Linked DNA regions of Homo sapiens: regions 2, 3, 4, 5, 6 and 7 are each linked to region 1. The links are chromatin loops, found by intact Hi-C in ENCODE. Cell type or tissue: CD4-positive, alpha-beta T cell. All regions are shown on one strand.

Region 1 (4,000 bases):
AGGTTGTCTTCCCAACTTGCCCCTTGCTCCATACCACCCCCCTCCACCCCATAATATTATAGAAGGACACCTAGTCAGACAAAATGATGCAACTTAATTTTATTAGGACAAGGCTGGTGGGCACTGGAGTGGCAACTTCCAGGGCCAGGAGAGGCACTGGGGAGGGGTCACAGGGATGCCACCCGGGCAGCTAGAAGCCACAGCTGCCCTCCACAGAGCGGCACTGCACGATGCGCAGGAATGTCTCGACCTTGTCCATGTCCTTCCTGAAGCAGTAGAGCAGCCCGTAGTTCTTGAGTAGTGCGTCATCGTTGTGTGAGTTTGTGTCGAACTTGCTGTAGGTCTGCTTGAAGATCTGCCCAGTCCGGGGGCTGCCATCTTCCAGCCTCTGCAAAGTGAAGGAAGAGAAGGAGAGGCCAAGCGCTTGGGTACTGTTCCCTCCCTTTCTCATTCATTCATTTTCCTCCCTCCCCTTCAGGGTGTAGAGAAAGGCCTGGAGGATTCACGAGGGGAAATGAAGAATAAGGTGAGTTCTCTTGGGTCAGGGCCTGACTGCTAAAAAGAGGGCAGCAGTGTTTCTCTAACACAGCTCTCAAAGTCAGTGGGGCTCCAGGATTGGGGACCCCTGGCGCCACCCTCACCCCCATCAGCGTTTGGATGCCTTCCTCTAGGTCCTTTAGGAGGTCATAGACGTTGCTGTCAGAGGCGCCGTACACCAGGCTGTTGGCGAAGACACTCCTGAGGAACTGCACGGGCTCCAGCCACGACTGGATGAGCAGCAGGGAGATGCGGAGCAGCTCTAGGTTCTGCAGGGGAAGGACGGGCATTGGCTGTGCTGCCCGGGGGCTCTGACTACAGGTCTCCCCCATCCCCGCCTGGGGAGAAGGCATCCACTCACGGATTTCTGTTGTGTTTCCTCCCTGTTGGAGGGTGTCGGAATAGACTCTGAGAAACAGAGGGAGGTCTGGGGGTTCTGCAGGAATGAATACTTCTGTTCCTTTGGGATATAGGCTTCTTCCTAGGAGAAGGACCGCCCACCAAGGTCTACGCTGGAGACCAGCTCCCATTGTTACTTTTCTGGGAACCTCACTCAGCGTGTGCTCATCTGCCTGCATTTTCGCTTCGGGAAAAACCCTGAGCTCCTTAGTCTCCTCCTCTTATTTCCCAGCGGGGGAAAGTCACCCCTTCCTGCCACCCCTGATGCGCACCCATTCCCCAAGAGCTTACAAACTCCTGGTAGGTGTCAAAGGCCAGCTGGTGCAGACGATGGGCGCGGAGCATAGCGTTGTCAAAAAGCCTGGATAAGGGAATGGTTGGGAAGGCACTGCCCTCTTGAAGCCAGGGCAGGCAGAGCAGGCCAAAAGCCAGGAGCAGGGACGTCCGGGAGCCTGGGGAGAAACCAGAGGGCAACAGAGGGAGCCGGAGAGCAAGAGGCCAGCACTCTCCCTGCTCCAGGAGCTGTTTGTTTTTCTCTCTCCATCCCTCCAGGGACCAGGAGCTTTCTGAGATTGGCCAAATACTGGGCTTACATGGCGATACTCACATTCAGAAGCCCCAAACCTGAGGGTTAGTGCCCCCGTCCCATCTACAGGTCGCTGCCTCTCCCCTCAGGACACATTGTGCCCAAAGGGATTTTAGGGGCGCTTACCTGTAGCCATTGCAGCTAGGTGAGCTGTCCACAGGACCCTGAGTGGTTCGGGGAGTTGGGCCTTGGGATCCTTGAGCTGGTCTCTTGTGGGCCCTTTTTATACCCTGGCCCCTTCTCTCCCACTGTTGACCCCACCTGTTTCTGTGTACATTTATGCATGGGGCCACTGACGGGCTTGTGCTAATGGATAATTTAGAAGCTCCTCCCACACATGCTGGGATCATGCCCCCTGGCTTGTCATCTTTCCCTTCCCACCGTCACCAGTGTTGTGAGGGTTGTGCACAGAGTGTCAGCCAGAGATACCACCCAACTTGTCCTCTCTTTAAGGGTCACGTGGGTGCCCTCTGGCCGCAGGCCATGGTGGCCAACCTGCACGCGGCGAAGGATGTCAGGATAGCCAGTCCTTGAGACCCCCTACCGACCACATCCCATTCTCTATCCTATCCCTTTCCTCCTCCCCGCATGTTTAACCTCCACCCACCAGACAGAATGTGTGTGTTGGGAAAAGGGGCCAAGCACAGCCAATAGATTGTGGGGGTTGTGAGCACGATTCAGTCCTGAATTCCACTTCTGCTGAGGACTCCTGGGTCAGCCTGAGTCAGCTGGATGCAGTTCCAACACTGACCACTAGAGAGAACCAACCCCACACTTTGCTCTCCCCTTTCCCTGAGCATTGCTGGGGCTCCCCCAGGTCCCTGGGGACGAAGAACCCAGACTCAAGGTATTGCCCCAGCTCCTTGGACTTGCAGCAGAGACACAAACCAAGAAACAGAAATCCCGGGAGCAGACACGGACCACAAGCTCTTCCTCCCATAGCCCTGAAACCATCAGAGAATCTCAAAGTTAGAAGAGCTCTTGAAGATTTGAGTCTCTTCCTCAGCTTTGGAACTCAGAACACATCACGCCGAAAGATGCTCTATCAGGCTGGGCGCGGTGGCTCATGCCTGTAATCCCAGCACTTTGGGAGGCCGAGGCGGGCGGATCACGAGGTCAGTAGATCAAGACCATCTTGGCTAACCAGGTGAAATCCACTCTGTACTAAAAATGCAAAAAAGTTAGCTGGGCGTAGTGGCGGGCGCCTGTATTCCCAGCTACTCGGGAGGCTGAGGCAGGAGAATGGCGTGAATCCGGGAGGCAGAGCTTGCAGTGAGCGGAGATCGTGCTGCTGCACTCCAACCTTGGCAACAGAGCAAGACTCCACCTCAAAAAAAAAAAAAAAAAAAAAAAGAAAAAGAAAAAGAAAGATGCCCTGTCCAGCCATGGAAGCCCCTCCTCTTTTTTCTCCTCCTCCTTTTCAGATCTGTATAGAGCTTTTCCAGTTGCCGAGGGCCTGCCTGTGCATTCTCACATCTGACCTGCCACTTGTCTTGTGAAGGAGGTATTATTTTCTTCCGATTTCACAGATCAAGAGACTGTGGCTCAGAGAGACTGATTGCATGAGCTACCTCAGCCAGGGCAGCAGATCTCCACAACCTTGCTCTTCCTACATTGCGTCATTTAAAGTCCTTTCTCCAGGCCGGACACAGTGGCTCACGCTTGTAATCCCCAAACTTTGGGTGGCTTTGAGGTGGGTGGATCACTTGAGGTCAGGAGTTCAAGGCCAGACTAGCCAACATGGCAAAACTCCATCTCTACTAAAAGTACAAAAATTAGCTGGGCGTGGTGGCATGAGCCTGTAATCCCAACTACTCGGGAGGCTGAGGCGGGAGAATCACTTGAACCCAGGAGGCAGAGGTTGCCGTGAGCCAAGATTGCGCCACTGCACTCCAGCCTGTGCAGCAGAGCAGAACTCCATCTCAAAAAACAAAAAATAATAATATTAAATTTTTTTTTCTCCAGAGCAGGTAGTGTGATGCTACTGAGTTATTTAGTTATTTTAGCTTCTTCCATGTTCCTCCAATCTCAACTGGGGCAGGGAGCCCCCATGACAGGGCCTTTTTGCTAGTGCCGGGGACTTAGATGTGGATTTTCGGCCATGGAAGAAGTCTCCAGCCTCCCTTAGGAATGAGGGTGGCAGGGGCCCTAGTTGGGGACCACTGCATAACTCTGCAGGTGGACACAGGGGTGGCGAGGCTCCCCAGACAGGTTACTGCCATGAACACGTGGGACCAGCCAGGGCAGGGGAGTGTCTCCTCTTACCTCTCCATTTCTGTTGACCCAGAATTATGGTGACTCAGAGGACTCTAGGGACCCCTGGGGAAACACCTTTACAAGGGGTTACTGTGGTAACCATGGACCAGAGGGAAGAACTGAGGCCCACAGGTGTGGGTAGAAGTCGGTGATCGTTTTCTCTAGTCTAGATCTTCCCAGAGCCTTGAGCAATGGAGACCATGTCTATCATTCATTGCTAGT
Region 2 (4,000 bases), 72 kb after region 1:
CACTCCTCCCCCCACAGCCCTGCCTCTGAGCCATGCAAACAGGCCAAGCAAAGTCACTGTTTCGGCTCCTTGCTCTCCTCTCCTGAAGAAACTGCAGCCCCGTTCTGTGTCCCTTGGGTCACCCATGCCCCTCCGGAGCCGAGCCTTAGCCCTTGGGCTGTTTGTGACCAGAACAAGGAACCTTGCTGAGGGCAAGGACAGCTCGCCAGGCCGGGGCAGAGGGAACCGATGACGGGACAGAGAGAGGCAAGTCTGGGGCTGGAGAGAGGGTCCAGGCACCAGAAGATTCGGCAGAGGCTGCGGGACAGAGCAGGGTCGGGCCGCAGAGTGGGCAGGCGGTCAGCAGTACCCAGAACAAAGTGGTGACTTCCTTGGAGCCAGGCTGGGGTTGGGGCCAGAGAGTCCTGCCCCTCGGGGTGGCCTGCCCCTCGGGGTACCCGGCCTGGGGCGGGTGTGGGGGTGCAGTACTCACTATTGGACGGGAGCAGAGCGGTTGCTGACAAGCCCAGAGCGCCGTGCCCACCTCAGGCTGGGGCTGGAACTCTGGGGGACTTGGCTGGGGGGCCGGGCCGGCGAGGACAGCTGCTGCCGCTGATGTCACAGGGTCATGAGTGAAACCTGAGGACTGGGCCAATCTTCAGGTGGGAGCCTCAGCCACAGTTCCCTCGCCGGGTGTACTCTGGGCTCAGCCTGCGACCACTTGGGCTCCAGCCTCACTGCTCCAGGAGTGACAGACTCCCGGGCACACGCACCCATTCACAAGGGCACACAAACACTCACTCACTGGGACACATGTATTAGCCCACATAGGTGGTTCTTCTCCCAACCTCGACAGTTTACACAGGCTCATCTCATACTCGAATCTCCACACTTATTCCCAGAAGCACTCCTGAGGTACGCGCTGGCTTACACTCACACAGTCGCTGGCTCACTCTCACAGTCACTCGAGTGCACACTCACGGACGCACCCACACAAAAGCTGTGCTCCCACAGGCTCAGTCATGTGCAAATCACCCTTCATACGTTCACGCAGATGCTTCCTCTGCTGTTACACCCGTTCACACACATGCCGCCAGCTCACACGCACAAACACACTCACACCCGCGCAGCAGGCTTGTGCACATACACATGGCTTCTAGTTGTGCCCACAGTCACATTGTGCCCTGAGCAACACAAATGCCATATTGCACAGACACAAGACTCTTACTGAGTGCCTGCCTGTGTGTACACACACCACAGCACAAGCACACACACTCACACCCACAACTACAGCCACAGCCACACCCACTCCTACAGCCACACACACCCACACCCACTCCACACACACACACACGCGCACACACAGCCATGCCCCTGTGTTTATGGATTTCATGCATGTGACATGCTCCCATTCATGTGGAGAAGTACCACTAGCATGGTCACTAGATGTGCGCCAAGCGTATGCCCATCTATACACCCACAGCCGTACCCTCACATCGCACACCAGACACACACAAGTGCATGCACACCCCCGCCCCCAGCTGTTTAGCTGGACCACACAGACATATCCAGGTCCCTTCTCCACCCCCACGCCCACCCCCCTGGCTGGACATCCGTCCCGGGCTGAGGGAGGGCTGTGCTGGGGGCCAGGTTGATGGACCCCACCTCCTCCCTCCACTCTGGGGCTCTGGTGACCCCTGGTGGAGCCGCTATGAAGTGCCCCCTGGCTGCCAGCTGGAGAAACCCCTGGGGAGTTCTGTCGCCCAACCGTTGTTCTCCCAAATCCGTCAGCCTTGGCAGTCCCGTGCCACCATCTTTCCTGGCAGCCCAGAGCTCCGGCAGCTGCCCTGGGCCCCGAGTGAGCTGAGCCCAGGTCAGAGCAGCCTTCGACAGAAGCATAGGGAGGCCTGGGGAGGCGCTGCCCACCCCCCGTCCCCACAGCAGCTCCGCCCAGACCCTGTGGACACAGCCTCAGTCCTTGCCGAGCCCCTCCTGGGGGCCAGGCCTGCCCGTGGTTCAAGAAGTTCCTGCCAGGCCCGATGCCCATCTCTGCCCAGCCCTCCTCTGTCTGTGGCCTGTGGTCCCCACGGAGTTGCCTCACACCCCCAGAGCTGTTTTCTAAACCTAGGTGTGACGCTGGTGTTCTCTATGCAGAGAATCCTGACTTGTGATGGTTCCATTTAGGATCTTTCTTTCTTTTTCTTTCTTTCTTTCTTTCTTTCTTTCTTTCTTTCTTTCTTTCTTTCTTTCTTTCTTTCTTCTTTCTTTCTTTCTTTCTTTTTCTTTCTTTCTTTCTTTCCTTCTTCCTTCCTTCCTTCCTTCCTTCCTTCCTTCCTTCCTTCCTTTCTTTCTTTCTTTCTCCTTCCTTCCTTCCTTTCTTTTTCTTTCTTTCTTCTTTTTTTTTATGGAGTTTCACTCTTTTTGCCCAGGCTGGAGTGCCTTGGTGCCATCTTGGCTCACTGCAACCTCTGCCTCCCAGGTTCAAGTGATTCTCCTGCCTCAGCCTCCCAAGTAGCTGGGATTACAGGTGCCCACCACCACACCCAGCTAATTTTGTATTTTTAGTAGAGATGGAGTTTCACCATGTTGGCCAGGCTGGTCTCAAACTTCTGACCTCAGGTGATCCGCCCACCTCGGCCTCCCAAAATGCTGGGATTACAGGCGTGAGCCACAGTGCCTGGACCATTTAGGATTTTTTCAACTTCATGATGGGTTTATTGGGACAGAGCCCATGGTAAGTGGAGGGGCACATGCACATGGTTCTTCCTCTGGTTCTGCTCACTGAAGAGACACGCCCAAACATGCTCGCACCCGCAGAGCGGGCTTGTGCACACACACACGGCTTCTATATGCGCCCAGAGGCACACTTGTGCCCCCAGCAACACAAACGCCATATTGCACAGACACAAGACTCTTACCAAGTGCCCATGTGTGTACACACACCACAGCACAAGCCCAGATACCGACAACTACAGCCACACACATACCCACTCCTACCCACTGGAGTTTCATCGCTGATGTAATCCAAGTGCCTGCCCAGCCCCACCTCTTCTTTGCAAGGGTCTGCTTCTTCTAGCGTTCGGAGGAAAAGAAAATGTTTTTTCCCATTTCCTTCTCATGCTGTCTTCCTGAAGCTGCTCCTCGGGGGCCCTCTCATTACCCTGAGCCCTGCTGTGGCTTCAGTTCACTTTGCTGCTGGTCACCATCTGGGACTGCTGGTCACCACCCCGATAATCACTGGGCCGCTGCTCCCTGTCTGTGGGCATGGGAGAAGAGGGGGTAGGAGCTGCTGTCATTCCCATTTATGGCTCTACTCCTTGGTTTCTGCCTCTCCACTGCCCAAAGCTCTACAGGGCAAGACCTTTTTTAAAGAGCAATTGGACTAATTGAAGGGGATTACCACATACGAGCGGGCAGGGCTGCTACATTCAGTTGCATGGGTTGCATACTACACAATTCTGGGCACCAAGCACATTTGAAGTCAGTGTAGATTAGTATAACTTAAGATGATAATGTTCTGAAAGATGGCAGCAAAACGCCTAGGGGAAGGGGCTAATTTTTCTAATTTGCACAAAGTGCCTTTGGACTAGGGATGGGAATGATTGGACAAAAAAAGCTGTATGTTAAATATGGCTTTTTCTCCACAACCTAAGGGGAACGAATGCTTCCCTCTCTTGACTCCTTCCTTTGGGAAGTGGCTTCCTCTCCTACTCCATCCAAGTATGTGATTCTGTGGAGTTGCTGCTTAAAGGATGACCCCCTCCCCTAACACACGGAAGGGCATGTTACCCACCTCTGGCCAATCCTTTGGGCCATAGTGGTTCATCCAAAACCTGGGGACAAGACTCAAGCTGAACCAATCCTAGTCCTTCCCTGGGAGTTATGTGTACTGAGATTAGAGGAAAGACAATCTCTTTCGTCTTGGGAGTTTCTAAATGTGTCTGAAGGAGCCATGGTGTCTCCTTCACACATGTGTGGAGGAAGCTTGTCTGTAGGAGGAGGAAACAGGAACATCAAACAG
Region 3 (4,000 bases), 360 kb after region 1:
TCTCAGATAGACACAAAAGCAGAGATGATAGCGGCGGAATCAATGCCTGTGATTCCCGTAACCCAATGAGCAACACATGCCTAATCTTTTTTCATCAGCTCCCTAGTCCTGTCTCAATTGCATTTTCAAACAAATTCCAAATATATTATTTCATTTGTAAGTACTTCATTGTGTATCTTTAAAAATATACGACCGCAACAGCATTAGCATGCCTAGAAAAAGTAACAATAATTCTTAATATCATAAAATAGCCAGCCAGAGTTAAGTTTTCCTGATTTTTTTTCTTCATATTTGGCACTGAATATTTATCAAGAGTCTTCAAAATGTTTAGGCTATCAAGTCCACTTCTATAAATATTTCCTGAATGCAGAATAAACTTTCTACATAGAGATATTTTCTGCAGTGCTATTGATAATGAAATGTGGCCAAATTAAATGGGCACACTAGGTAAATTAAGTCGTGGTCATACTCAATGAAATAGCATTGTGGTTAGAGAAAGGCAGGATGTTAGACAGACTCACTCCTCCATTTATTTACTATTAAGTGACCTGCCTTCTTGAAGCATCATTTTACTCACAGATAAAATATGGGTGATAATAATACCCACCTCATGGGTTAGGCCCTCCCATTGTGAGGGCTACACAAAAATGCACCTAACACAGCAAAGTGTTTGCATGGTTCCAAGTGAACCCTCAATATATGGTCACTGTAAAATGTGCAGTAATAAATGTTCATGAAGAACTTGTAGTAACATAAAAAATTATAAAGTCAAGTTTAAAAATGATAAAACAGGCCAGGCCTGATGGCTCACACCTATAATCCTAGCACTTTGGGAGGCTGAGGCTGGAGGATCGCTTGAGCCCAAGAGTTGGAGACCAGCCTGGGCAACATAGAGAGACCCCTACAAAAAAATAAAAACAGGCTGCGTGGGGTGGCTCACACCTGTAATCCCAGCACTTTGGGAGGCCGAGATAGGTGGATCACTTGAGGTCAGGAGTTCGAGACCAGCTTGGCCAACATGGCGAAACCCTGTCTATACTAAAAATGCAAAAATTAACTGGGCATGGTGGCATGCAGCTGTAGTCCCAGCTACTTGGGAGGCTGAGGTATGAGAATCCCTTGAACCTGAGAGGCAGAGGTTGCAGTGAGCCAAGATCGCATCACTGCATTCCAGCTTGGGTGACAGAGCGAGACCATCTCAAAACAAACAAACAAAAAATTAAAAACAAAAAAATTACCTGGGCATGGTGGCACACACCGGTAGTCCCAGCTGCTTGGGAAGCTGAGATGGGAGGATCACTTGAGCACAGGAGGTCGAGGCTGCAGTGAGCTGTGATCATGCCACTGCACTCCAATAAAACAAATACACATATCCTATAACTACAGCCACATAAAGACAGTGTCTAAAGTTAATATGTCAAAATAACAGATTATCATTGCGTAGTGATTCTCTATCGTCCCCCACCCCTGCCCTTATTCTGCTTCTGTAAAAACAATGCAAACTCAATACAGAAAATTTGGAAAGTGCAGAATGGGGGGAAAAAATCCAAGGTTTGATTAATTAATAAAGGGGCAATGTTGAGATTTTCCTCTTAAGTCCACAAGGCTTACCACGCCCCCGTCCATTGGCTACCAAGCCCGTTAGCGCTACCTCGTGGTCAAACTAAGCAACTACTCTTAGACAAAAAAAAAAAAATTTCAAGGAAGAATTAAACAAGCAATGGTATAGCTCCATAAGTAGCAAAAATGTTACGCTGGGACTTTTATCTTGGGGCTTCTATGGGCCCAGTGGGTATCCCAGGGGCCTCATGGAATTGACCTCAGGTGAACAAAAATATGGCTCAAGTATTTTATATGACTGACTAGTCCGCGATACATTCTCCATGAATCTAGCCCACCCTTAGGGCTATCCTGTGTTCAGCCTGAGCCTTTCCGGAAATTTGTCTCCACTGTGTCCAATGTACAGAGAGGAGCAAGCCCACCCACTAGTGCAGAGAAAAGCTGGCCCCTGCCCGCTGGAAGCCCACCTGAGAGAGGGTGGTCCGAGAGGAACCCATACCTGCGTCCTCCACCCACATCGAATCCCCCCGGGGCCAACTGTTCTGGAAGGCCCCTAAACCAGCTGCGGGGCCACTTGGCTCTGAAGTGTTTGGGGCGCTTTGACATAATTTTGTTGTGTCTGCCCAGAAATCCTGACGCAGGCGGTCGGGGGTGGGGGGCCCTGGGGATCTGTAATTGACAAAGGCTCAGTGGGTTTGGGGACCTGGCACTCCCTAGATGACCTTTCCGGAATTGCCAGTCTCTGTCCTCTTCCGGAGGAATCTGGAAAACTTCCTCCAGAGTGTGGCATTGTTTCAAGAGTGACACATGTCATCGAAGCAGGGCTCTGGAGGCAGATGGCGGATTTCCTCCTGGCTCTGCCCCCAAACCTGCTGAGCCACAGCTTCTTCATCTGTGAAAAGAACATGATAATCTTCATACCCAGCTCTCAAGCTTGTTGTGAAGACTATTTAGTGTAATAATTTAATTACACTTATATTTACATTTAATCATAATTATTTAATATAGGTAAAGCCCCAAGCCCTTATTATTATTTTTGAGACAGAGTCTCACTCTGTTGCCCAGGCTGGAGTGCAGTGGTGTGATCTCTGCTCACAGCAACCTCTGCCTCCTGGTTTCAAGCGATTCTCCTGCCTCAGCCTCCCAGGTAGCTGGGACTACAGGCACACGTGCCACCACACCCAGCTGGTTTTTGTATTTTTAGTAGAGATGGGGTTTCACCATGTTAGCCAGGCTGGTCTCGAACTCCTGACCTCAAGTGATCTGTTCGCCTCGGCATCCCAAAGTGCCGGGATTACAGGCGTGAGCCACCGTGCCCAGCCCCCCTTATTATTATTACATACATATGGGTGCCTTTAAATAATGTTTAAAAGGAACAACCCTACTGTGGTTTGAATGTGTGTGTCTCTTCGAAATGTGTGTTGAAATTTCGTTCCCAATGCATGAGGTGGGGCTTTTAGGAGATGACTAGGTCAGAGGGCCTTGCCCTCATGAATGGGATTAGGGTTCTTATAAAAGGGCTGAAGGGAGCCTATTTGTCCTTTTCATCCCTTTCTCCCTTTCCACCATGTGAGGAGACAGCATTTGTCTCTTCTGGAGGACGCAGCAACAAGGCACCATCTTGAAAGCAGAGATGGAGCCCTCACCAGATACTGGATCTGCCAATCCCTTGATCTTGGACTTTCCAGCCTCCAGAACTGTGAGAAATAAATTTCTACTATTTATAAATCACCCAGACTAAGGTATTTTGTTATAGCAGCAGGAACAGACTAAGACAAACGCTTAAAGGAATCTTGAAGAAGAATCTCCGGGTGTAGTTAAAATATACGGTTTGAACCATTCCCCTAAGTAAATTCAGGTGGAATCCCCATGTCATGGATGATGTGTGTCATTTATAGAAGTGATCTCTCTAGGGAAGGATGAGTAGTGGGTGCCTGAGGGGGATTTAGGGACAGCCAAGGCTGGTTGTAATGACTAGGGCAGTGTCTCAATTTGTATGACCAGTACGTGATGACATAGAATAGGGTTTTCCAAAGTGGGCACCGCTGTGGTACTCAGATGCTTCTAGTAGTCCAGAGACCAAAGCTGGTGTATTAGGCCATTCTTGCATTGCTATAAAGAAATACCTGAGACTGAGTAATTTACAAAAGAGGTTTAATTGGGTCATGGTTTTGCAGGCTGTGCAACCATGGTGCCAGCACCTGCTTGGCTTCTGGGGAGGCCTCAGGGTGCTTTTATTCCTGGCTGAAGATGAAGCGGGAGCAGACATGTCACGTGGCCAGAGCAGGAGCAAGAGAGAGAGTGGTGGTTGTGAGGGGTGCCACATACTTAAACAACCAGATCTCCTGAGAACTCATTTACTATCACGAGGACAGCACCAAGCCATGAGGGATCCGCTCCCATGACCCAGACATCTCCCACCAGGCCTCGCCTCCAACAC
Region 4 (4,000 bases), 230 kb after region 1:
TGGCTCATGCCTGTAATCCCAGCACTTTGGGAGGCTGAGGCGGGTGGATCACTTGAGGTCAGGAGTTCAAGACCAGCCTGGCCAACATGGTGAAACCCCGTCTCTACTAAAAATACAAAAATTAGCCGGGCATGGTGGTCCGTGCCTGTAGTCCCAGCACTAGGGAGGCTGAGGCAGCAGAGTCGCTTGAACCCGGGTGGCAGAGGTTGCAGTGAGCCAAGATAGTGCCACTGTACTCCAGCCTGGGCGACAGAGCCAGACTCTGTCTCAAAAAAGAAAAGAAAAGAAAAGAGAAGAGGAGAAGAAAAGAAAAGAGCAGGCCGGGCGCGGCGGCTCACGCCTGTAATCCCAGCACTTTGGGACGCTGAGGCGGGAGGATCATGAGGTCAGGAGTTTGAGACCAGCCTGGCCAATATGGTAAAACCCCATCTCTACTAAAAATACAAAAATTAGCCAGGCATGGTTGTGCATGCCTGTAATTCCAGCTACTGGGGAGGCTGACGCAGGAGAATTGCTTGAAGTCGGGAGGCGGAGGTTGCAGTAAGCCAAGATTGTGCCACCGCACTCCAGCCTGGGCAACAGAGTGAGACTGTCTCAAAAAACAAAACGAAACAAGTAATGGAGCAAAGCTTCTGTTGCTCCACATCCTCACTGGCATTTGGTATTTGAGGCATAATCTTAACACATCACAATCAAAGCCAACAGCCAACTTCCAAGCAAGTACATAATACACAAAGCAGAGCTGTGGACAATGTAATTACAACACAACTAAGGTTGAATTAATAAATAAATATTTTATACCATGTTTGTACTTGATAGTGAAAACATCTTCGTTTCAACAATCTGTGGAACACTTATAAAAACTGATATTTTAGGTCACAAAGAAAACTTTCATACATTGCCCAATGCGGAAACTGTACCATAATGTAATAAATGTTGAGATAACGAAAGTTAAAACAGCAACAAAAATAAATAGAGACTACTAAACACTTGTCAAAGTCATTATTGCTTTGGATTAAAGAGGTTTTTTTTTTTTTTTTTGAGATGGAGTCTCGCTCTGTTGCTCAGGTTAGAGTGTAATGGCGCGATCTCAGCTCATTGCAACCTCCGCCTCCCGGGTTCAAGCGATTCTCCTGCCTCAACCTCCTGAGTAGCTGGGATTACAGGGGCCTGCCACCACGCCCGGCTAATTTTTGTATTTTTAGTAGAGACAGGGTTTCGCCATGTTGGCCAGGCTGTTCTTGAACTCCTGACCTGATCCATCCGCCTCCGTCTCCCAGAGTGCTGGGATTACAGGCGTGAGCCACCGCGCCCGGCCAAAGAGGAATTTTTTGAATTTAAAGTCTATATAGAAAATAAGGAAAATAAGAGCCCATTCAACTACAAACCCATAGGGTGAAATGATTTCACTGTCACATACACACACACACACAAAACAATAAATTTTCCGTATTAAGAGGAAAAAAAGGAAAAGAATTCCCAAGGAAAACAGGGAGGCAATAAAGATAACCGGCGACTGTGACTGCTGGTGTACTGTGTCCTCCCCCAGTTAAGCAAACTATCATTCATCCACCTGTATGTCCGGGGAACAGGCTCAATCAACTCTGCGAAGCTTTCCCAAAGTCAGGCTTTCTGTCCTTTGGGCTTCTACAGTAGGCTGTTCATAGCGCTATGTTAGTATTTATTAAAGTTTTGCAATCCCAGGAAGTTTTTCACATCACTCTGCCCTTTAAATACCTTTGTTTACCACTTAGAATGTGCCAGGCAATTGGCATTAATTCACCGAATCCTTACAATTTTTTTTTTTCGCGGTGTGTGTGTGTTGGGGGGGGGCGGCGGGGGGGTATTCCTAATTTCCAGAAACTGAATCTCAGAAAGGTTAACTGAGCAAGGTCACAGAGCGAACGCATCACAAAGTCAGGATGTGGTGCAGATCGGTCCATTTTCAATACAAGCTCTTTCTACCACGACAGGTTATTTTGCACTTGGGGACAGTTTTTAACTTTCCATTCTCAACTCCTATCCTAGCTCCTGGCACAGAACATGTCATCCAAGTTAGGCATCATCGTCGCCTGCTCTTGGTGAAGTTTTCTTTTGCGTACTGCGGAGAGATGCGCTCATTACCAGCTGGCGGTGGAGTCGCTGAAACGCAAATGGATTTGAGACTGAGCGACTCCCATCTCTATGGTTGGTATGTGACCCATCTATCCTCTGGAGGACTCAGCAAGGACTACCAGTCACCAGACAACTTTACGCGCACGTGGTCGCAAGGTGAACTTGCTATTGGTTAATGGCAGTAAAGCCCGCCCATCAGCGCTGGTCTGCTCCTTTAAAAGAACGCCATCGACGCTCCCCTGTCTTTCAGCGCCTGCAGGTTCCGGGAGGTCAGGTTGTATTCCTGGCGGGTCGTCTGGCTGGGTGGGCCCCGGAGGTCGTGGCTCGGGAGCAGGGAGGCGTAGGGGGGCCGGCCTGCTGTGATGACATTCCAATTAAAGCACGTGTTAGACTGCTGACGCGGGTGATGCGAACTGGAGTCTGAGCCTGCCCGAGCGGAGCTGGGAGGGGGCTGGCGGGCGGGCGCGCGCACACCCGCTGATCTATCACTCTCGTTCTTGTAGCTCCCAGCCGAGGACGTCGGATGTCATCGTCCTTGCTGCTTTGCCACCCCATTCCCGTCAATAAAGTGGTTTGAACCCAACCCTGGTGTCGGTGTGTGTCGTTGGCGACGCGCTGTCTTTGAGCCCCCGCCGAGCTTCCTCGTGGCGCCGGGGGTCAATCTGCAGCGCTAGAGCATGTGCTTGCGCATAACTGGGGCCGCCTGGCCTCCCGCGGGCGGCCTTTTTAACCGCGAGCGACAAGAAGTAACCTGACTGTCCGGCTGCTAGGCTGGGCAATTTTCCAGCTGTTTTGCCACGACAGGCCTCAATCCGTAATACCAAGGCTGGAATGGCGTGTTAGGGGGGCGGTGGCTGACGGGGATACGCGGACTCTTGATGCGTAAGGAGTGCCCCTCTGCTCCCATACGTTCCCCAGCCCAGCCTTCCCTGAGTGTATCGCGCGCGCTGTGCCTTCGCCGTGAGTTCGACATAAGTCCCAGGCTGTCGCGTCTGCCATCAGACGCGCAGATTTAGTTGAAGGCAGCGTGGAATGGCGTCTGCAGGGCTGTTGTGTACTTGACATAAACAGATTCGGTGTGGAACTGCATTGAGTTAACTCCTGACTAAAGGGTAATCGACCTGTTTACAAATAACCATGCAGGAGTACTGACAAGCATGGGACTAAAGCTTTGGGCAGGTTAATCTGTCACTCCTAAACAGTTCAAAATTATAGGGCGGTTGTGAAGGTGAATTAGATTTTATATATGGTTGGGGACAACATAGACACCTAGTTACACAGTCCAGATTCAGTGATTGGTAAAAGATCTTCCACAAGGGCTCCAGTGAAAGGTGCATCAGTTCTGAGTACAGGGCAGCAATGGTGGGCAAGGATGCACGTATGCGTTCACTACATGGACATTCGATGAATGAAGGTGTCCCGAATTAACATTATACTAGACAATGAAGGGTGTAAACTGCAGCCCAGGAGCACCACTGCCCTACCCCCTCAGTTACGAACTTTCACTGGATTCTTTAAATGTGGGCTGAAGATAATGGCACATAGTTTGAAGGATGTAGTGAGGATGGCTTTGTAGCCTTAGGACTGGGCAGTGATCAACGCAGTAAATGAAAGCTGCGATTGCCAGGTGAGGGCCCCGGTGCTCTGTACTCATTTTATTGTGCCCCTATCTGAACAGGATTCCGTAGAAATGACTTAGATGCTTATCTAGTATTTGACATTGAGATATTTATTTTGTGAAACAATGCAAGCGATTTTAAATCCCCACATACTATTTGATTAAGTGCAACATGGTACAGTCATGTGTAATCTCTTTACACGATAGTGCATCTAGTCCTTAGCCTTTAGTTATTGCACAACAATTATAAAGACCAGTGACCAGGAC
Region 5 (4,000 bases), 110 kb after region 1:
AAAAAATAAATAAAAAACAAATATTTCCCCACTCTGCCACATCGAGAGGCCGGCATGGTTCACCCGTGGGAGGGGAGGAGCAGGTGTGCTAAGCAGTAGCTGTGGTTTTAAAATGTTTTTCTTTTCACCATCATCCTTCTTTATCCCTCAGTTTCTTCCCTCTGCAGCCCCGGAAGAAGGAGGTGGGCCGTTCTCGCATTGCTGTAAAGGAATACCTCAGACTGGGTAATTTATAAAGGAAGAGGATTCATTGGCTCACAGTTCTGCAGGCTGTACAGGAAGCGTAGCAGCATCTGCTTCTTGGAAGGCCTCAGGAAGCTCCCGATCATGGCAGAAGGCAAAGAGGGAGCAGATGCATCACACGGCGAAAGCAGGAGCAACAGGAGCAGGAGGTGCCACACACTTTTTTTTTTTTTTTTTTTTTGAGATGGAGTCTCGCTCTGTCGCCCAGACTGGATGAAGTGGCGCGATCTTGGCTCACTGTAACCTCTGCCGCCTGGGTTCAAGCGATTCTAGTGCCTCATCCTCCCGAGTAGCTGGGAGGCCTCCACAATCACCGATCACTGTGTCCAAGGGAGAAGGTGCTGGAGGAGCGTGTTCTGCTCCTCAAGACTGTGGCTCAGAAGCAACACATGTCTCTTCTACTCCCATTGGCCAGAATTAGTCACATGGCCCCAACCTAACTGCAGTGGTGGCTGAGAGTGTTGTCTTCCTGAGTACCCAGAAAGAGGAAAATGCAAAAAGATTTGGTGAAAATATAGCATTGTCTTTGCCATAACAAACATACTTCCTTTGTTGATTTTTTTAAATCAAAGGCAATAATTGGAGATAAATGTGTTATATCTCCTCTTGGAGAATATTTTGTTGTCATGTTAAAAGCCTCTGAAAAGTCTTGCTGTAAATATGGAACTTTTATTTAATCTGGCATTTCCCAGATTTGGTGATTGAGGCCTTTTAAATAATTTAATAGCTTTGGAATTAATATTTGGAGATATAAACTTTGGGAAATTGCCCTAAATGTGTCAACTGGTGAGTCCAAATCTGTGGGGGGAAAATGATGAGCAAAGAGATGAGTAATGTGTTCTACAAAAGTAGAGGACAGTCAGGTGCAGTGGCTCAGGCCTGTAATCTCAGCACTTTGGGAGGCTGAGGTGGGCAGATCACCTGTTAGGAGTTCAAGACCAGCCTGGCCAACATGGTGAAACCCTGTTTCTACTAAAAATATAAAAATTAGCCGGGGGTTGTGGCGGACACCTGTAATCCCAGCTTCTAGGGAGGCTGAGGCAGGGGAATCACTTGAACCTGGGAGGTGGAGGTTGCAGTGAGCAGAGATCACGCCACTGCACTCCAGCCTGGGCAACAGAGCAAGACTCTGTCTCAAAAAAAAAAAAAAAAAAAAAGTAAGGAATGAATTAGACCTGGGGCTGAGAGAGGGAGAGGATAACACTGGGGAAAATTTTCCTGAGATGGGAAAGGCCTGGGAAACAATGACAGGCTCAGAGCAGAGGGTGATTCAGCCCAGGCCACAAGCTTGAGGGCCCTGGAGCAGATGCAGCTATAAACCAGGAGAGTCGGTGCAGCCAATGTCAAGAGCTGGGAGGCTTGTTTGGTGCCGACTCGTAGCCCTGTGTAGCTAGAGGAATCTTAGGGCTCATTCAAACTGCCTTCTTCATGTTATAGACAAGAAGGGTAGGGGCTTAGAAAAATGTAGTTTTTTATTCTTAAAGTAATTCATATTCATGAAAGACAATCTGAACTAAGCACAAAGAAGATTAAAAAAAAAAACAACCACCATATTCTGGTCAGGTGCGATGGTTCATGCCTGTAATTCCAGCACTTTGGGAGGCTGACACAGGTAGATTGCTTGAGCCCAGAAGTTTGAGACCAGCCTGGTCAACAGAATGAGACCCCATCTCTAAAAAAGAATTTATAAATTAGCTGGGCATAGTGGCACTTGCCTGTAGTCCCAGCTACTCAGAAGGCTAAGGTGGGAGGATCACCTGAACCCAGGAGGTTGAGGCTGTAGTAAGCTGTGATCCCACCACTGCACTCCAGCCTAGGGGGGCAACAGAGCAAGACCTTGTCTCAAAAAATATATAAATATAAATAAAAACATATTCCACCTTGTAAAGGTTAAGTGTTTTATTCTGGAGGAGACAACTGCCACCAGGTGGCACTAAACCTAGCTGGCCTGGGCTGATGGGGAACCCCAGCTGTGCAGGCTCTCCAAGGCCACTCATTAACCTCAAAATAAGGCAGCTCCGCAAATCATATGGTTGTATTTCTGGACCCCACTTACTGGTTATGAAAATATTTTACCATTTATTTGATCGGTCTTTCTAATTGTGCTGTACAAATCTTCCACATCTTAAATTTTTGGGGGTCTATTTGATCAGTGAGAAAAATGGTTAAAATATCCATTGTTGACAATTTTTCCTTGTAGTTCAGTTTTTGCCTTATATATTTTGAAGCTATGTTGTTAGGTGTCTAAGGATTCGTGCCTTATATGTTCTATTCAGTTATTTTTTTTGATAAAAATGAAATATCTTTTTCTGTCCCATTCAATCCTTTTCTTTTTGAATTCTGTCTATAGCCAGCCATAGCACTCTGAACATGCCTGATCTTGTCTGAATTCTATAGAATCTGATTGGTATTGCTAAACCAGCATTTTGTTAATATTTGTTTGCTACATCTTTTTCTATGTATTTATTTAAAAAAAAAAAAAATTTTGAGACAGGGTCTCACTCTGTTGCCCAGGCTGGAGTGCAGTGGCACCATCATGGCTCACAGCAGCCTAGGCCTCCCCAGGCTCACGTAACCTCAACCTCAACCTCCCAAGCAGCTGGGACTACAGGTGCACACCACCACACCAGCTAATTTTTGTATTTTTTTGTAGAGACAAGGTCTCCCTGTGTTGCCCAGGCTGGTCTTGAACTCCTGGGCTCAAGCAAATCCACCCGCCTTGGCCTCCCAAAGTGCTGGGATTACAGGTGTGAACCATCGTGTCCGGCCCATGCTGTCTTAATTATAATATTATAGCATTTGGAAGGATAATGCCCTAATATTATTCTTTTTCAGAGCTCTCCTAGTCATTGGTTACTGTTCTTTATGCAATTCTACAAGAAACCTATTCAGATTTTTATTGAGGTCACATATGACATCTTTACAGTGTTGAACAGTGTTGAGCTTTTCCGTCTCTCTTTCTATGGTTTGTGTGTGTGTGTGTGTGTGTGTGTGTGTTTTCTTTTTTCTTTTTTTTTTTTTTGAGACAGGGTCTCACTCTGTCACCCAGGCTGGAGTGCAGTGGCCCGATCACGGCTTACTGCAGCCTCCACCTCTTGGCTTAAGCAATCCTCCCACCTCGGCCTCCAGAGTAGCTGGGACTACAGGCACACACCACCATGCCCAGCTAATTTTTGTATTTTTTTTTTTTGTAGAGATGGGAGTCTCACCATGTTGCCTAGGCTGATCTTGAACTCCTGGGCTCAAGCAATCCACCCACCTTGGCCTCCCAAAGTGCTGGGATTACAGGTGTGAGCCACTGCGCCCAGGTCCTATGTCTTTATTTTCAGCTTTCCCGTGTGCATTGATTGGGAATTGGTTTCACTTCATGTAGTAGAAACAAACTAATGCAGCTCCGTCAGTAAGATTTTTTTCTCACACAAGAAGTCTGAAGGCTGTGGTCCAGAAGAGGTGAACATCAAAGACGCATCAACCAACTGGGCTTCTTCTACCATTCTACCATTTGCTCCTCTGTATTTTTTTCTTTTCTTTTTTTTTTTTTTTTTTTTTTTTGAGACGGGGTCTTGCTCTGTTGTCAGGCTGGAGTGCAGTGGTGCGATCTCAGCTCATTGCAACCTCTGCCTCCTGGGTTCAAGAGATTCCCCTGCCTCAGCCTCCTGAGTAGCTGGGACTACAGGCATGCACCACCACGCCCGGCTAATTTTTTGTATTTTAGTAGAGATGGGGTTTCACCACGTTGTCCAGGATGGCCTTGATC
Region 6 (4,000 bases), 210 kb after region 1:
GCATCTGTTAGACCCTGTATACTTGACTTAAAAGAGAAGCTTGACTGAAAAATGTCACTTTCACATCCCCCCCTCTGGTGCTTTTTCTCAAACAGAGTAAGTCTAGGAGGGGAAAATTTGCTGTACTGGAACTCTGGCAGCCCTTTTACAATTCAAAATGTCACTGTGACCCTGTAACATCAGCAGATGAAACACAAAGGGGAATGCTGACCTCAATTTCACTCATAAATCAGTTTTAAAGATCGTAGAAAGAAAAAAAATCTGTTCCAAGAAGCCTGGACAGTTAGGTATTATTTATCTTACACTCAGTTGGACCAAATCCCCAGGGCTTAATTGCACTGTTACATGTTCTCTGAATTTCTTTCTTTTTTTTTTTTTTTTGAGACAGAGTTTCACTCTTTTGCCCAGGCTAGAGTGCAGTGGCACGATCGTGGCTCACTGCAACCTCTGCCTTTTCGGTTTCAAGCGATTCTCCTGCCTGAGACTCCCGAGTAGCTGGGATTACAGGTGCCTGCCACCACGCCTGGCTAATTTTTGTATTTTTATAGAGACGGGGTTTCACCATGTTGGCCAGGCTGGTCTCGAACTCCTGACCTCGTGATCTGCCCACCTCCGCCTCCTAAAGTGCTGGGATTACAGGCGTGAGCCACTGTGCCCGGCCCCATTCTCTGAATTTCTTATGCATCGTCCACATGCTTCATGCACTTCTTCACTTGATTGGCAATCCAGACAGATAAGCACTGGTTTTATTTATGGTGGCATTGCCCATAATCTTGCTCTACAGTCAAGTACTTCTTTAGGCAGCTTTTTGCTTATGATAAAGTAAAAGCTGATAGCACTGATAAACACAAACAGAAATGGAATATTTTGTAGGGTGCCTTTGAAGTGGACCTGACCATATAAAAGACCTGCAAATGGGCAGTAAATGACCTTTCTGCAAGTCACATTAAATAACATCCACTGAATAAAGCAAAGGTCATGGTCTTAGTGTAAAGATAAGGCCTCTTTTCCACCAGTGTAAGAAACATATATACATCAGATTCAACAAAGAAGTACAGCAGGATCTGACTATGGGGAGGTGGGAGAAAATCTTATTTTCACTTCCCTTTAAACCACTGGTTCCCAAACTTGGAGAGCTAAAAAAACAAAACAAAACAACAACAACAAAAAACAGATTTCCAGGCCAGGCATGGTGGCTCACGCCTGTAATCCCAGCACTTTGGGAGGCCGAAGCAGGAGGATTGCTTGAGATCAAGACCAGCCTAGGGAACATGGTGAGACCCTGTTTCTGTAAAAAAAAAAAAACAAAAAACCAAAAAATTAGTCAGGCATAGTGGTTCACACCTGTAGTTCCAGTGACTTGGGAAGCTGAGGTGGGAGGATGGCTTGAGCCCAGGAGGTCAAGGCTGCAGTGAGCTTTGATCGTGCCATGGCACTCCAGCCTGGACGACAGAGCAAGACCCTGTCTCAAAAAAATAGAAATAAAAAGCTGGGCATGGTGGCTCACACCTGTAATCCCAGCACTTTGGGAGGACGAGGCAGGTGGATCACGAGGTCAGGAGTTCAAGACCAACCAGCCTGAGCAACATGGTGAAACCCTGTCTCTACTAAAAAAACAAAAATTAGCCGGGCGTGGTGGTGTGCGCCTGTAGTCCCAGCTACTTGGGAGGCTGAGGGAGAAAAATCTCTTGAACCCGGGAGGCAGAGGTTGCAGTGAGCCAAGACTGCGCCACTGCACTCCAGTCTGGGCGACAGAGTGAGACTCCATCTCAAAAAACAAACAAAAAAAAAGAAATTAAAAACATATTTCCAATAACTTCTTGTACCCCTTTCCCTGACTGATTCACAATGTCCAGGGGCAGAGCCCAGAGACCTGTGCGTTTTGCAGTTTCCACCGTACACTGAAGGCAGTCAAGATCCAGGGCTCCAGCTCAATCATGATGTCCAGCCTTCATCCCTGCAACCATGAATCCCTTTTAGTTTAGCAAATATCGCCCTCTAGTGTAATAAATTATGACCCAAAAAAGGAGCTTGTGCCTGTCTCATTTGTGTTTAAAACCCTTCAAAATCTCATTTAAAAATGCTTGTGAGGTTGATTTGCAGATAGCTAGTGACAGGATAGATACCTTTGAAGGCGGAGACTTGAAAGAAAAATCTAGTAAAACCAGAAAGAAAGGTCATGGTTGAAAACTCCAGTAACATTTCAAAGGAATAGTATCTTTATCAGAATAAATCAAGTCAGTTTTTTTGTTGTTGTTGTTTTTAGTGATATCGCTGCTGCTGCTTCTTGAACTGAACCTACAGAGTGTGTGGAAGTAGTTATGGGATAAATATTAATACAACCATAAAGGGGCAAGGCGCTGTGACTTACACCTGTAATCCCGCACTTTGGGAGGCTGAGGTGGCGGGTATCTTCAGCCTAAGAGTTTGAAACCAGTCTGGGCAACATAGTGACACTTTGTCCCTACAAAAAAATAAAATAATTAGCCAGGTGCCATGGTGCACACCTGTAGTCCCAGCTACTCTGGAAGCTGAGGTGAGAGGATTGCTTGAGCCTGAGAGGTGGAGGCTGCAGTGAGCTGTCATAGCACCACTGCACTCCAGCCTGGGCAGCAGAGCGAGACCCTGTCTCAAAACAAACAAACAAACAAACACAAAAAACAATGAAGCAAGAGTCTCTGATAGCAAGCTAAATTCTCATCTCCGTCCTCCCGTCACGTTTAAGGGACATTTTAAAAGTTGTTCTCACTGTGAACACTTTGGTTTTTAGGTAAATAGGACTTTGGCTTTTCCTGTTCTAGGATGACTGGATTTGAAAAGATTGTGACACTTGTTTAAGAACTTCCCTTTACCACAGAATCCCACTCACTACACACTTTCTTAGGTTGCAAAAGTGATTATTTCTTTTTTTTCACATTATACCATAAGGAGTAAAAAGTGATTATTTCTTATTATCTTTTTTATTGGCTGTTTGCTGTTTGGAAATGTGCAACTACATGCTTTATGGTATCATCTTGTCTTATCTTTACTCTAAGACCATGACCTTTGCCTGATGTAGTGGATGTTATTTAATTTTAAGAGACAAGGCCTCTGCCCCGCTACCTATCACTCACCACCCCACTCCCAGGTTCTACCCTGTGGGGTAGCTTAGGCTAATCCTGACTGGTTATTTGTTCACTTGTCTCTGGGTGTTGTATTTCACACGCATTTGTGCCAAGTCTATACACCGCCACAGAAAGTATCCGTGTCCCCAGTTTATATACATTAATATTCTCAAAGGGCCAAGGCAGCACCAAGATGGAAACGGCCATCTCTCAAAGTACCTCCACTTCCTCACTGGCCAGGCCGTCCTAATCCCCTGAGGTCTGGCTTAATTCCACAGAACTCTCTGGAAACTTCTCTCAAGCACTTCATAAACATTCTTCCTCTTGTAAAATCCCTTTGGACCTAATTCCTGGGTTTGTTTTTTTCCCCCCAGCCACCGGGCCTCTTTTCAATTCAGGTATATTAAGGGTTCTTTTCTCTTGAACTTTTCCTCCTTGGATATTACCATTTTCTGGCTTTCCTCCTGTGTCTCTGCTTTTTTTCCTCCTTCCAGATTCTGTGTGGTTTATTTGGGGGGCAGGGGGTGGGGGTAGGGACGGGGTTTGAGTCAGGGTCTGCGTCTATTGCCCAGGCTAGAGTGCAGTGGTGTGATCTAGGCTCACTGCAACCTCTGCCTCCCAGGCTGAAACCTCCAGGGGCATACCATCCTCTCTTCTCGGCCTCTGGAGTAGCTGGGACCACAGACAGGCACCATCACACCCAGCTAATTTTTTTATATTTTGTAGATGCCAGGCGAGTGGGTCTCACTTTGTTGCCCAGGCTGGTCTCAAACTCATGAGCTCAAGCAATCAGCCTGCCTAAGCCTCCCAGAGTGCTGGGATTTGGCCTGGTGCGGTGGCTCACGCCTGTAATCCCAGCACTTTGGGAGGCCAGGGAGGGCGGATCAGGAGGTCAG
Region 7 (4,000 bases), 66 kb after region 1:
TCAGGCACCAGCCACCTCCCCTCTTGCCAACCAAGCATGCTCTTCATCTCTAGCAAAGCTGCTAGCCACCCACAAGGATCTAGCTGTTTTCTCTATGGATTGGGAGCAAAATGATCCAGTGCCATCTGTGGCCAGTGGAGACCCCACCCCCACCCCCAAGCTTCACCTGCAGTGGGGGCTCAGAATTGGAACTTCCTGGGAGTCTGAAACAGACCAGACTTCTTTTTCCTGGCCAAAGACAGCACCGGGCATCCGGGTGGCCCACTTCCCAAATTCCTGTGTTCCTGCTATGGCCCAGCTCCAGGAGTGAAAAATCCATCCCTATGTCCCCCGGGTTGTAAGTCTCAAGTCACAACATTTTCTCAGCTGGGGCAGGCTGTGGGTGGGGACGGGAAGGGGGTAGCTGTATTGTTTCTCTGCCAGCGCTTGGGGCCTGGAAAGGAGGAAGAGTGGCCTGTGCCTTGGCAGGCAGGGGCCTAGAGGAAGTCACCCCAGGTGGCCCTCCCCTCCTGGCCTGACACTCTGCAGAGGAAATCTGCTCTGAGAGACTTTGGAGGGAGGCCTGGAGCCAGGAGCCTCGGATGGAAACCTCCAGACACTCAGAGGCCCAGAGAGTTCCGGAAACCAATTGGGGTGATGTGGGGGTGGGCTCCTGCGTGAGGGGTGGGCTAAAGCTGATTGCATTTTCCATGGGGGCTCACTGGGTCAGAACAAGCCTCCCTGTTTTAAGCTCCTGATTCAACTGGCCTAATAACTTGTTCTACCCAAGGGATAAGAGTAACAGTGGTGGCCATGTTTATTTTGCACCTACTGTATGGTTGGTTTCCTATTCAGGATGCATGGGCAGGCCCTCCTTTCACTATCAGCCCCATTCCCTGACAATTTCCAAAGGCTCTCCAAGAACACTGGTTAGTTTTTTTGTTTTTGTTTGTTTGTTTCTTTCGAGACAATGTCTTACTTTGTCACCCAGGCTGGAGTGCAGTGGCACGAACGATCTCGGCTCATTGCAACCTCTGCCTCCCGGGTTCAAGCGATTCTCTCAGTCTCAGCCTCCCAAGTAGCTGGGATTACAGGTGCCCACAACCATGCGTGGCTAATTTTTGTTGGCCAGGCTGGTCTTGAACTCCTGGACTCAAGTGATCCACCTGCCTCGGCCTCTCAAAGTGCTGAGATTACAGGCATGAGCCACCGCACCCTGCCAACTGGTTAGTTTTTCCCCAACTTTCTTCCTCCTCTCCCAAACCTGACCCTTTTCCTCTACCCAGAGTGCTTCTAGCAGGCTCAGTTCTGATGAAATAAAAGCCCACAAACATGCTGGTTGGGTTTCAGGCACCGTGCCCACTTCCCACTAACTTCTCCCAGCTCATCTGTCGGCCCCAGAAGCCTTTTCTCCCCAGACACAAGGTTCCAGAGTGGGTTTCTCCTCCCAAGTCTGAGCCTTAAGTTAAAAGAATTTGTTGTAAGATGTGGAATTCTGAGCTTCAGTCAGCTTGGGAAAGATTTTCCATAGCGTGGGAGGGGCTGGTTTCTGGCCCCCAAATCTCCGTGCAGTCACCTGTAGTGCTGACGTGCACAGGCCCATGAGGTGGAGGCTTGAGAAATATTTCTAGATGAAAAGTTATCATGGACATGTTCATTTGGAGCTTATCACGTGCCAGGCACTGTCCCAGGGACTTCGCTTTCATCATCCTAGCTAACCAGCGGTGGAGCCAGGTCTTGAACGCAGCTCTCTCTCATGCCAAGCCCCTGCGCCTGCTACTACAGACTCGGCCTCCCTCCAGCCCCTTGGGGAACTCGGCTGGGCATAGTTGCCCTCCCTCAGCACGGGGCCCGCCCAGGTTGAGGTCCCACTCAGTTTGCTCCCTGGACTGGCCTGACTCTCAACCATCTATCCCCTTCGAAGGGCAGACCAGATCCTTGGGCCAAGCCCCTGAGAGGTGTGGGCTGGGGTCGGCATCTGGTAGGCCCTGGCAGGGTCGTGCTCAGGCCTCCTGGGGTTTTGTGCTGGGAGCTGTGTGTGGGAGGGGTCAGTGGGGGGAAGAGAACCACAGGTCAATTTGCACCAATTCACCCTCATATATCCCCTGACCCCCATATGGCCTACTTAGATGCATGCACATGCCCTCGCCAGTGTACACACACACACACGCGCGCACACACACACACACACACACACACACACTCATTGCCTCTATGAGTCATTTCCCAGCTGCTCAAAAGGGTGGGGAGGCTAATTTGTTCCACTCAGGCCCAGGGCTTCCTGCCCTCTGTTGGCTTGGATCTTTCTTTTACAATCTTTTCTAGAGATATGGTCTCACTATATTGCCCAGGATGGGCTCAAACTCCTGAGGTCAGTTGATCCTCCTGCCTCAGCCTCTCAAGTAGCTGGGACTGCAGGTGTGTACCACCATGCCTGGCATCAGATCTTTTTAAGGAGCCCCTGAGCATGATGGCCCCCCAAACTGGTGTGTGTACATCCTCTACACACACATCTAAGCCCACCTCCCCTGCCCTTAGACACATCGCCCCTGAACATAGAGCCACCTCCCTTCCCCTCCTTGCTCCTCAAAGCAGTGGGTCCACGGAGAGGCCACCAAGAGGCCTGCTCACACCTGTTCCTGGGCCTGGAGAACTCCAGGCAACCTGGCTCCCCATTCCCTCCATCTGTCCCCAGCCATCCAGGGAGGGTGGCCTTCGAGTCCTCCCGACTTGAGACAGGGGAGCTGGGGGCACAGTCACCAGCACTAGAGAAGAGGCTTTTCAGTAACAGCCTGAAACCTGGAGGAAGGAAAGGCTGACACCCAGCTCCCCTGCTCCCACGACCACGAGCACGCCCCCTTCAGGAGATGCGCCCTGCCGCTCGCTCTGGGAAAGTCCTCCACTGCAGAAAGTACTCCAGGGGTGTTTCCTCCCCAGCTACTCTTTGGAGAGCCTTCTCCAAAGCTAGACTGATCACGAACTTGCCAACCTCAAAAAAAGCTAAGTGTTGACAGCAGAGCTTACTGAAAGGTGGGCTGGAAGGACCTTGCTCTGCCGCTCTGGCGTCATGGCCATCATGGCCACATCTGCAAACCACAGGCCCTCATGGAAGGGGCTCTGCAGTCCACTTTATAGAAGGACCCTCACCCAGCTGGACATGGTGGCTCAAGCCTGTAATCCCAGCACTTTGGGAGGCTGAGGCAGGTGGATCACTGAAGGTCAGGAGTTAGAGACCAGCCTGGTCAACATGGTGAAACCTCATCTCTACTAAAAATACAAAAAAAAAAAAAAAAAAAATTAGCTGGGTGTGGTGGCGGACATCTGTAATCCCAGCTACTTGGGAGGCTGAGACAGGACAGTCACTTGAGCCTGCGAGGTGGAGGTTGCAGCGAGCCGAGGTTGCACCACTGCACTCCAGCCTGGGTGACAGAGTGAGACTCTATCTGAAAAAAAAAAAAAAAAAAAAAAAAAAAAAAAAGGTCCCTCACCCAAGGGAGACCAGATAGGGAAAAAAAGCCCATCCCTGACCCCCAGCTCCGAAGGGTGCCCAGAACTGAACAAAGCCATCCTTCTTGTAACTCTTTCTCTCTTCTTTTCCCTGGGATGAGACATTTTATGTCAGGGTCACAGACTGGCAATAGCCACAATAATACTGTTGAACACGTATGTAGAGCTGGTTACATGCCAAGCACTGTTCCAGGCACCTCACATGTCCACGAGCACATCAAATTCTCACCCTGATCCTGTTATCACCCCGATTTGACAGATGAGGACACTGAGGGACAGGGGAGATAAGTAACTCACCAGATGGTATTTACATAGTAAACTGGGATTGGAAGCCTGGCCCTCAGGGTTTGAAAGAAACTTGGGCTCTTAATCAGGAGGTGGACCATGACCTTCAAGCACCTATGGGGTAGGTGGGGGTGCCTGGTTTCACAATCCAGTTCAAAAACAGGATGGGGGCCAGCAACTATTGGAGTTTCACTCTTTCCTTTTACGCGAGGGCTCTTGGCAGAGGGCC

What was found. Peaks named below come from ENCODE experiments on the same cell type or tissue, not always from the same donor. Only the 100,000 strongest peaks of a DNase experiment are listed, where the experiment ranks them.
Region 2: a loop joins it to region 1, with 5 times the contacts of the local background. A loop is called at or near these places in 52 of 110 quality-filtered maps.
Region 3: a loop joins it to region 1, with 18 times the contacts of the local background. A loop is called at or near these places in 46 of 110 quality-filtered maps.
Region 4: it touches region 1 in a loop (4-fold over the local background); 90 of 110 quality-filtered maps call a loop at or near these places.
Region 5: a loop joins it to region 1, with 6 times the contacts of the local background. A loop is called at or near these places in 89 of 110 quality-filtered maps.
Region 6: it touches region 1 in a loop (8-fold over the local background); 90 of 110 quality-filtered maps call a loop at or near these places.
Region 7: a loop joins it to region 1, with 4 times the contacts of the local background. A loop is called at or near these places in 52 of 110 quality-filtered maps.

The regions. Positions count from the first base shown.
Region 1 is chr17:63,917,119-63,921,118 of GRCh38, forward strand. It overlaps GH1 (growth hormone 1), which reads right to left and starts at 1,721. Exons shown (of 5, transcript NM_000515.5): 1 at 1,649-1,721; 2 at 1,228-1,388; 3 at 899-1,018; 4 at 642-806; 5 at 85-388. The coding sequence starts at 1,658. The coding sequence ends at 191. LOC112268204 (a long non-coding RNA gene) reads left to right here. Exons shown (of 3, transcript XR_002958148.2): 2 at 479-526; 3 at 672-808. RefSeq lists a promoter at 1,715-2,208 and enhancers at 3,733-3,822, 3,843-3,892. In CD4-positive, alpha-beta T cell, CTCF peaks have their summits at 2,266 (motif pointing right) and 2,466; a DNase peak (open chromatin) is centred at 2,293.
Region 2 is chr17:63,988,896-63,992,895 of GRCh38, forward strand. No RefSeq gene overlaps it. Among named protein-coding and RNA genes, the nearest start is that of PRR29, 7.5 kb to the right of the region's middle. In CD4-positive, alpha-beta T cell, a CTCF peak has its summit at 1,680 (motif pointing left); a DNase peak (open chromatin) is centred at 1,706; H3K4me3 peaks cover 518 bases.
Region 3 is chr17:64,280,506-64,284,505 of GRCh38, forward strand. No RefSeq gene overlaps it. Among named protein-coding and RNA genes, the nearest start is that of TEX2, 19 kb to the left of the region's middle. In CD4-positive, alpha-beta T cell, CTCF peaks have their summits at 1,624 (motif pointing left) and 1,823; a DNase peak (open chromatin) is centred at 1,636.
Region 4 is chr17:64,143,612-64,147,611 of GRCh38, forward strand. TEX2 (testis expressed 2) reads right to left here. Exons shown (of 12, transcript NM_001288732.2): 12 at 3,616-4,000. It overlaps SNHG25 (small nucleolar RNA host gene 25), which reads left to right and starts at 2,359. Exons shown (of 2, transcript NR_132278.1): 1 at 2,359-2,389; 2 at 2,619-2,698. It overlaps SNORD104 (small nucleolar RNA, C/D box 104), which reads left to right and starts at 2,467; the gene lies at 2,467-2,546. SNORA50C (small nucleolar RNA, H/ACA box 50C) reads left to right here and starts at 2,728; the gene lies at 2,728-2,860. RefSeq lists enhancers at 2,046-2,600, 2,578-2,787. In CD4-positive, alpha-beta T cell, no CTCF peak of the experiment used is centred here; DNase peaks (open chromatin) are centred at 2,220 and 3,020; H3K4me3 peaks cover 2,488 bases; H3K27ac peaks cover 2,245 bases.
Region 5 is chr17:64,026,894-64,030,893 of GRCh38, forward strand. No RefSeq gene overlaps it. Among named protein-coding and RNA genes, the nearest start is that of ICAM2, 8.3 kb to the left of the region's middle. In CD4-positive, alpha-beta T cell, CTCF peaks have their summits at 2,166 (motif pointing right) and 2,366; DNase peaks (open chromatin) are centred at 658 and 2,188.
Region 6 is chr17:64,131,814-64,135,813 of GRCh38, forward strand. No RefSeq gene overlaps it. Among named protein-coding and RNA genes, the nearest start is that of ERN1, 3.7 kb to the left of the region's middle. RefSeq lists enhancers at 136-195, 1,791-1,840. In CD4-positive, alpha-beta T cell, CTCF peaks have their summits at 1,948 and 2,148; a DNase peak (open chromatin) is centred at 1,968.
Region 7 is chr17:63,983,080-63,987,079 of GRCh38, forward strand. No RefSeq gene overlaps it. Among named protein-coding and RNA genes, the nearest start is that of SCN4A, 12 kb to the left of the region's middle. RefSeq lists an enhancer at 3,786-4,000. In CD4-positive, alpha-beta T cell, no CTCF peak of the experiment used is centred here; a DNase peak (open chromatin) is centred at 2,202; H3K27ac peaks cover 866 bases.